Linked DNA regions of Homo sapiens: region 1 is linked to region 2. A link is an interaction called in ENCODE POLR2A ChIA-PET data of the cell type or tissue named here. Cell type or tissue: PC-9. All regions are shown on one strand. Links, peaks and the distances in the headings refer to the core of each region. The heading gives the core; the rest is flanking DNA.

Region 1 (4,393 bases), core at 264-4,263, 160 kb after region 2:
AGTTTAAGCTATTAATTCCTTGGCAGTTCTGGAGTGCTCTTTGAACTTTAAATAGCAGTTCTATTAACACTTTGAGATTTGTCTCAGGGAATGTCAGGAATAGTACTTAATAAATATATTTTTCTTCTTAAAGACTAAATCATGTTTTAGTTTGACACACATGTCACAACCCTTACTGTGTTTTGAACAGAGAGAACTCAGCTACTGGCTAATTTCTATTTTCTGTTTAATAATGTGGCAGTATCTAAAAATATTGTTTAGGCTTGTTGAAGGAAGGAAAGCCCTCCCACGAATCTGTAGCGTTTGTATTAGTCATGTTGAATATGAATAGTGTCTTAAGTTGTATCTAGAGGTTTAGAATTTTACATGTAGGTGGTCTCCTGTGTTCTAAAATACTAGAAAAAGTTAATTTGTAAGTTTGTTTTCACAAAAAAACTCCCATCTCTTGCTACAAATGATGGTTAGCCTATTTACCTTGTATATTGTACTTAATTAGGTCTATTATAAAACTCAAATGCTATTTATAGCAGCATTTTTGTGGGAATAAACTTATGCTTAGTGTTCTCATGTAGGGTGTCAGGAGCACCTTTTCTCTGACTTATAGTCCTGGCAGTCAGAGCGGGAGCTATAGCTCCTCTTCTAGGCCAAGGAGAGGATTGCTGTGTGGAAGAGTGTGGAGAGGTGAGGATGGCTCCCTGTGGGAAGAGCAGCAGTTTTGAAGGCAGGTTTTCCTTTCCCTGCTTGTGGGCACCCACTGCTGCTTTCTCTTTGCTGATACTAGTGGCAGGTTCTGTGATGTCATCAGGAAAAGATTCTGTATTTCTTTGCATTTTAGCACTTCCCTTCTCTTTCCTCTCCTCCTTCACTCAGCCCTGGAGACAAGCTTTCTGCTGGCTATTACGTTTGCTAAATGAGGACTTCTGAGATCCAATGGGATGAAAAGGGAATTAGGGCTGAGATTGGACGGGGTAGCCAGTAAACAAATACTTAGAAATGTTAATGTTTTGTACGCTATGTTTGAGAAATTTGAGACATGTATTTTGGAATAATGTACATCAGAAATTATTAAAATCTAGCTTGGGTTAACAAAAGGGCTAGACTGATATGCGGAAAAAAGATCTGCATGCACTATTTAATTTCTGCAGAGGGAGAGTGACATGGACCGCATAATATCTGATAATACTTTGTAGCCAGAGAAACCTGAAAGGGGAGTAATAAAACTGGATGTTGAAGGAATGGATGGATGTGGCTTGCTAGAGAAGAAGGGGAAGGGCATTCTTTGGAAGCTTGACAATTTTTAGTCTTTATTCTTGAGGATCTTTATTGAGGTGGTATGTAGGAGAACACTTCTAATTTATGGTCCTGGTTCTTGGCTTTCTTTTAAAAAACAGTACAAAGACTTATTGAAATTGAATTTTTATTAGGTGGAAAATTTGAAGTGTGGGCAGGCCAATTTAGATTAAGAAATGATGTTAAAATAATTTTCAGTTTTCTAAAATCAGTTCTGAACTTTAAAAAAAGTGCTATATTACGCAAAATGCTAATGACTAAAGTGACAAATATTTCAGAAACTGGACAGACGTGAATCTCAAATGAGCAGATGGGATATGAAACTAAAACGGGAGATAATCCAAGACGATATAGAAACTATTATGAGAAGTGAATTGAGGAAAAACAAGTGTGTTAAATGGTATTACATTTAATAATGTGTTTAAAAGCCTTTCTAGGACTGCTGTCTTACACAGACAAATTAGAATTGTTGAACTGTGTAACCCTTCATTGTTTAAATTCTGTGCATTGAAAACAAATTCGATTTTGGTTTAAGATTACTTCTTATGAAGCCTAGGCTTTTAAGTTGTGAAGGTATAGGTTATATGTGCTTTAAATAGACAATCTAATTTGCTTTCTCTGACTTAAAGGTAAAGAAATGAAATAATGGTGATTTTCAGAGACAATCGTGGTGAACCTTGAAGGGGAGAGGTGTAAGGAGTGAAAGAGAGGGAAGGTTTGCTATTTGGGCAGCTTGGTAGTTCAAATAATTACATTTGACTGTTGAGGGTAGAATCTTGGATAAGTGGGTTGAGGAGTGAATGAATGGCAAGGTAAGCCAGTACAGACACTTTTCAGTTCTATCTGTCTGTCTGTCTAATCAATCTAGAGATGGTGGTTTGATGGGCAGTGGGGTCTTGCTGTGTTACCCAGGCTGGGCTTGAACTCTGGGACTCAAGTAATCCTCTTGCCTCAGCCTCTGGAGTAGCTGGAATTTCAGGCGTGCACCATTGTGTGCAGCTTACTTTTAAGTTTGATTCAGAAGGTTGATTGTGAAGCAAGCAGGAATGGGGGAGTAGGGGAGGGTAAGAGCCTGAAAGGTAGATTTGTGTTTGTTGACTTTGGAGCATCAATAGTGGAAAGACAGAAGGAAAGATGGAAGATACAAGGAAAGTTGATAAAACAAGCCTGGCTGGAGGATGGTTATCAAAAACCCAGCCGATAGTGTTAGTGCTAGAAAAGATGAAGACACCTCTTAGAAATACAAGATGTGATGATCTAAGAAAGGAATAAGTGTGAAGGAAGTGGGAAACAATCTCAATCTTGTAACTTGAGTGTTTTTTGAGTTCAAGGATTAAAAGTAGTGAGCTTCAGGCCGAATAAACAAAATCAATTTTTAAAAATTTTAGCTAGAAATTTTCCATTTTGTTAGTTGATTGCAGCAATCATTTTATTTTTGTTACCTTCCTTTAAAGGTTTTAAAGTTACAATTTCACAAGTATAAAACTGATTTTGAACTAGACATATCAGAACTGAGATATATCTGCTGAAATGAGGAGTATTGTTCAAAGTAGGCCCCCTTGAAATGGATCAAATGATGTTGCCATTGTTTATAATTTTTTTTGTCCTTTTCCTTTGGAATTGCTTTTAGAGACAGTTTAGTTGGCTGCCCCAGAAAATCTTATTTTAAGGGTTGCCTCTTTAGTCAGTGTCTTCTCTCTTTGCAGTTTATTATTTTAGTTCTGCTTTTTGCTCTAAACTGCTGCCTAAGAGTTAACAGTTTAATACCCTTCTGATGAGGGCCTTGCTGCTGATGAGTGAAAGCCCAGGGAAAGCTCCATTTTGGGTATGTTGGCATACATACGTTGTGGATGTATGCCAGGAATTCCAGCCTTGCTTGAACCTCTGCCTTCTCAGGTTCTGAGTCTAGCGATTCAGTGTACTTTGTTTTCATACAGCTTCAGTGGAGGTGGGTTTAGCAATCCATTGATTGGCAAGACAGGATATTGGGACCAATTAAGTGGTGGTGGTATTTTTGCTTTTTGAGGATCAAGGCAAATTATCCTAAGGGTAGAGTAGAATTCTGTGTTGTGTCTTCTCTCTGTCTGACTAGCAAGAGTCAGACATCAAATTGAGGCTCATTTTAGAGCCTTGGGATATATAAATAAATGTATCCTGTTGAGATAATCTCTTAAGGTTTAAACTGAAGTTTGGTTTGTGTGATATCCAACTTCTTACCTTTGACCACTTGGTGTTGCCTTATTCATTGGAGACTGCCTAGTAAGATAGCTAGTAGCTAGCCCACACATGTTGTCTCAGTAATTTCTTCCACAGTTGGAGATTAGCACAATAGAATTTGGAATTATACTTCATAGTAGTCTGCCTGAATAGTTAGTGTGGGAGGAGGTGCAGACGACCCTTTACCTGTAGTAGGGATGTCTCTACTAGTTGTTTAGATTACAAGTTGCAGTGGCAAGTATTATTTCTGTTTTTCAATTCAGAAATATAATGAGATTTTTAGACCTTTTCTCAGTCAGTTTTACTTTTTTTGGTCTTCAGATTACATAGTTTAATTTATAATTCTTTTTTTAGTTTTTTTTACATAATAAAAGAGAATGGGAATCCTGTCAGAAAGCGTTGTGATGTAATCCTAGAGCTATAGATATTTTAGGAAAATTTAGCTACATAATAGTTATTCTAAAAAAATAAGAAAAGGTACTTCAAAAATTTTCAGATTTATGACACCTGAGCCATTTAGCATTTAGAATTTATATCAGAGCATGAATCTTCATCTTAGCAACTAAAGAGCACAAATATTTGCCTCCTGAGATACAAGTTCTTAACTAACATTTAAGTTACTAAAAACACAGTGTTCAAAGTATGTCGCTTTAACTTGAAAAGTGTAATCATCTGCACAGATTGAATCAGGTTTCATGATCCCAAATAGACTACATTCTTTAGTTGTCTACAAATTACTTGAGAGAGATATGTATGAAGATGATATTTTGTTGCTATTTGGTGATAAGGTTGTGAAACTGAGCTTTGCAACCCAGACAGATGGTGCTATTCTTGAATCTGCAAGATCCTATAACATTTAATTAAACAGCGGAATGATTCTCATGAG
Region 2 (4,393 bases), core at 191-4,190:
TGGGTTCCAAAACAGGTAACACTCATCTCACAAACTTGATTTTTGTGTATTTATTTTTGGGGGTCCAATTTTTCACCTTTGTGTAGTCTATTCAAGAATGTGGAGCTGAGCACGGTGGTTCATACCTGTAATTCCAACACTCTGGGAAGCTGAGGCAGGTGGATTGCTTGAGTCTAGGAGTTCGAGACCAGCTTGGGCAACATGGCAAAACCCCATCTCTACAAAAAATACAAAATAAGTCAGGGTTTGGTGGCTCACGCCTGTAATCCCAGCACTTTGGGAGGCCAAGGTGGGTGGATCACCTGAGACCAGGAGTTCAAGACCAGCCTGGCCAACGTGGTGAAACCCTATCTTTACTAAAAATACAAAAATTAGCCAGGCATGGTGGCATGGTGCCTATAGTCCCAGCTACTGGGGAGGCTGAGGCAGAAGAATTGCTTGAACCCGGGAGGCGGAGGTTGCAATGAGCCAAGCTCAAGCCACTGCACTCCAGCCTGGGGACAAAGTGAGACCCTGTCTCAAAGAAAAAAAAAGAATATGGGCCACAGAGTGTTAGTGTTCTTTGAATTCTTTATTAATTTCTGCCCTCGCTTGGTCCCCATGTTCAATACATTTCAAGGACACTGTAGACGGAAGACTCAACCCACACTTACTGAGCACTCATCACAAGCTGGGCTCCTTCATGTTCTGGAATAGGAGTCAGCCATCTACAGCCCATGGGCCAAATCTGGCCCACCACTTGTTTTTGTTAATAAAGTTTTATTGGCACACAGCCACATCTATTCATTTACATATTGTCTATGCTGCTTTCATGCTACAACAGCAGTTAAGTAGTTGCAACTGTATGACCTTTGACACTGAAAATAATTTACCTTTTGACTCTTTTTGAAAAAACTGTGTTTGCAGATGTAATTAAGCTTAAGTATTATCTCAAGATGAGATCACCCTGGATTGACTGAGTGGGCCCTAAATGCAATGACAAGTAACATTTTAGGAGCCACACAGAAGAGAGATACAGAGGCTGGAAGAGGCAAGGAAGGGTCCTCCTCTAGAGACTTCATTACAACATTAGAGAACTCATTATGGCAGTCACAAGAAACTAACACTCTCCCTTCCCCAGCTTCCCTTGCAGCTAGGGCACAGGCACATGACTTGGCTCCACCAATCAGGTGCACTTTCCCAGATTAAATGAGACACTAATTGTGGAGGAAATAGAAACTGTACATCTCAGTGCTAACTGGGAGTAGTAGCAGCCCAGCAGCTACATGGCATTTTCAGAGATGTCAGTGGCTGCAGTTTTAGTGGCACTGACTGGTGTCCAGAATTGTTGGCTATAAGGGAGGATATAACTGTGTCTGTGACAGAGGGAACAGCAGTAGCATCTTCACTTATTGGACGACTTCTGGGGCAATGTGGGAGTTACTCCTGAATGCACAAACTAACTCCAAATCCAATTTGCCTGCTGGAAATTCTGCAAGCTACCCCATATCCTTTGGGTATATATTTTTCCTAATAAAATTAGTCAGCATTGGTATCTGTTGTCTTCAGGGGCGTGCTGGAGTCAGCTCCTACCAGCTCAGGAGAAGGTTTGCACCCCTTCCCAATTCAATTTTCAGTGACATCATGTTGGTCACTTAAAATCAGCCAAGATGGGTGTAGTTTCACCACGGAAATTGGCAACTGCTACAAATCAGGGCTTTTTTTGTTTTGGAAGAGTCTATTTATCAGCATACCATGGATTGTTTACAACTCAAAACTCTGATTGATAGCCATAGGATATCTCATTTCATCTTTGTATCCAGCCGATAAGAAAGAGTTTACAATCACCTTTCTACAGATGAGGAAACTAAAAGAGATGAAATGATTCTTCAAAGTCATAAACCTATGAGGTAATAAATCAGGGAAGGGAACTTCTGACTTCACATCCTCTAAATAAAAAATAAGGCTAATGACCACTTTTTTTTTTTTTTGAAAGTGAAGATTTAAAGACAGGTTGCATTAAAACAAACAAACAACAAAACCCACACAAACTTAAACAACAGCCAGGGGCCACTGTCCAATCTAATCCCATTCAAATCACCCAGTGTCATTTGCAGAAAAGTGGCAGGTCAGAGCTTCAGGATGAGGCATTTAGATGGGATTTGAAGCACAGTCTGTTTTACAGTTAAAACTCCCTTGATGCTTCCAATGAAGAAAGAGGCAGCCTTCCACATTTGGAGGGGAATACATCACTGATGCCATTAACAGGCTTAAGGGGGGCAGGCAGTCTCACCTTGATGCTCTAAGAGTCCAGGGCTTGCTCTGTGGGCACTGGAAGATTTACCATTAGCAGGGCATGTCAAGAGCCTCTGAACCTCATCTCGGGGAGAGAGATTTATAATGCCTCCACAGCTGTTTGAGCACAGCTCCAGCTAGATCTGTCCCATGTTCTGGGCAGTGAGGCTTCCTGTGTGAAGACACATTCTCCTTCCTGCCTACTCAGCCTGGGAGCCTGGACCTTGGGAACAACAGAAGGAATCCTATGGGTGTTCCTCTGCTAGAATCACACGGCTCTGTCCCCTTCCCTTCTCCGGGATGTGCAGGTGCTCTCTTCTGGCAGCAGATGCGATTTCCTGGCCACTGCCCAGAAAGCAAGCAGGTGTCCCAGCGTTGGCAGCACGCTTCCATCCATCCTCGTCCTCCCAGGAGATGCAGGGGGCTCTGGGATGTGTCTGGGGTGGAAACATCTTGGAGTGAGAGGCTTGCACCAGCTGCAGGCATTTAAGAAGCCAGCTGCAGGGGGCCGGCAGGTTCCAGGCAGATCCTTCCAGGAATAGAGACAATTACCTTTTCTGTTTTATGAAACCTACTATGTGTTCTACATACATTCGTCGGATCTTTAGAACAGCCCTGCTGGGCATGCATTATTCCCTCATTTTTCTTTTTCTTCCTTTCTTTTTTTTTTTTTTTTTTTTTTTTTTTGAGACAAAGTCTTGCTCTGTCACCCAGGCTGGAGTGCAGTGGTGCCATCTGGGCTCACCGTAACCTCAGCCTCCCAGATTCAAGCCATTCTCGTGCCTCAGCCTCCCGAGTAGCTGGGATTACAGACGTGCACCACCACACCCAGCTAATTTTTGTATTTTTAGTAGAGACGGGGTTTCACCATGTTGGACAGGCTGGTCTTGAACTCCTGACCTTAAGTAATCTGCCCGCCTTGGCCTCCCAAAGTTCTGGGATTACAGGCATGAGCGACTCCACCTGACCTATTCCCCCACTTCTCTGATGAGGAAAAAGAGGCCTGGAGAGGTTAAGAAGTCTACCCCAAATCCACCACTCACTAGTGTCAGAGCTGGGCTTTGAACCCAGGGCTTTATGACTCCCATGCTTGGGTGGTGTATAGGGTGGCACAGTGTTCTGCTGCCCCACTCCACTCCAATTCATGTTCATCCCTGATGAATGCAACATTATTTGGAAATAAGGCCTAGATGTAATTAGTTCAGATGAGATCCTACTGGATTAGGGTGGGCCCTAAATCCAATTTGGTGTCTTTTTTTTTTTTTTTTTTTTTGAGGCTGAGTCTTGATTTATCGTCCAGGCTGGAATGCAATGGCGCGATCTCGGCTCACTGCAACATCCGCCTCCTGGGTTCCAGCAGTTCTCCCAGCTCAGCCTCCGGAGTAGCTGGGATTACAGGCATGCACCACCATGCCTGACTAATATTTGTATTTTTTAGCAGAGGCACGGTTTCCTCAGGTTGGCCAGGTTGTTCTCAAACTCTTGACCTCAGGTGATCCACCCATCTTAGCCTCCCAAAGTGCTGGGATTACAGGCGTGAGCCACCGTGCCCGGCCACACATCCATGGTCCATGTTTCTTTCTTTCTTTTTTTGTTTGAGACGAAGTTTCGCTCTTGTTACCCAGGCTGGAGCACAATGGCGCGATCTTGGCTCACTGCAAACTCCACCTCCCAGGTTCAAGAGATTCCCCTGCCTCAGCCTCCCGAGTAGCTGGAATTACAGGCACCCGCCACCACGCCCGGCTAATTTTTGTATATTGAGTAGAGATGGTCAACCATGTTGACCAGGCTGGTCTTGAACTTCTGACCTCAGGTGATCCGCCCTCCTTGGCCTCCCAAAGTGCTGGGATTACAGGCGTGAGCCACAGCACCCGGCCCCCTACCGCATGTCCATGTTTCTAAACGCAGTTCTCTTTCCAGGACACCCTCCCAATGGACAACTCAGCAATGTTTTTCTTCTTCTATTGTTTTGTTTCTGGGCTTAGAAAGCCTGTCACTGTCATCCTGTGTCTCTGAGGACCACCATGGCAGGTCCCTCGAGACTCTGTGGGTGGGTCTACTCTCCCTGGAGGCCCAGCTGCCAGGGAAGCTCCCTAGAGGAGCACGCCACCCTCTGCTT

The links. Peaks named below come from ENCODE experiments on the same cell type or tissue, not always from the same donor. Only the 100,000 strongest peaks of a DNase experiment are listed, where the experiment ranks them.
Region 1: POLR2A ChIA-PET joins it to region 2 with 5 read pairs; 11 of 35 experiments call an interaction of 5 or more read pairs at or near these places.

The regions. Positions count from the first base shown.
Region 1 is chr12:116,262,744-116,267,136 of GRCh38, reverse strand. The region is part of intron 1 of MED13L (mediator complex subunit 13L); the gene reads left to right. Among named protein-coding and RNA genes, the nearest start is that of MED13L, 13 kb to the left of the region's middle. In PC-9, for the core only: no CTCF peak of the experiment used is centred there; no DNase peak of the experiment used is centred there; H3K27ac peaks cover 485 bases.
Region 2 is chr12:116,418,679-116,423,071 of GRCh38, reverse strand. No RefSeq gene overlaps it. Among named protein-coding and RNA genes, the nearest start is that of MIR4472-2, 7.4 kb to the left of the region's middle. In PC-9, for the core only: no CTCF peak of the experiment used is centred there; no DNase peak of the experiment used is centred there; H3K27ac peaks cover 313 bases.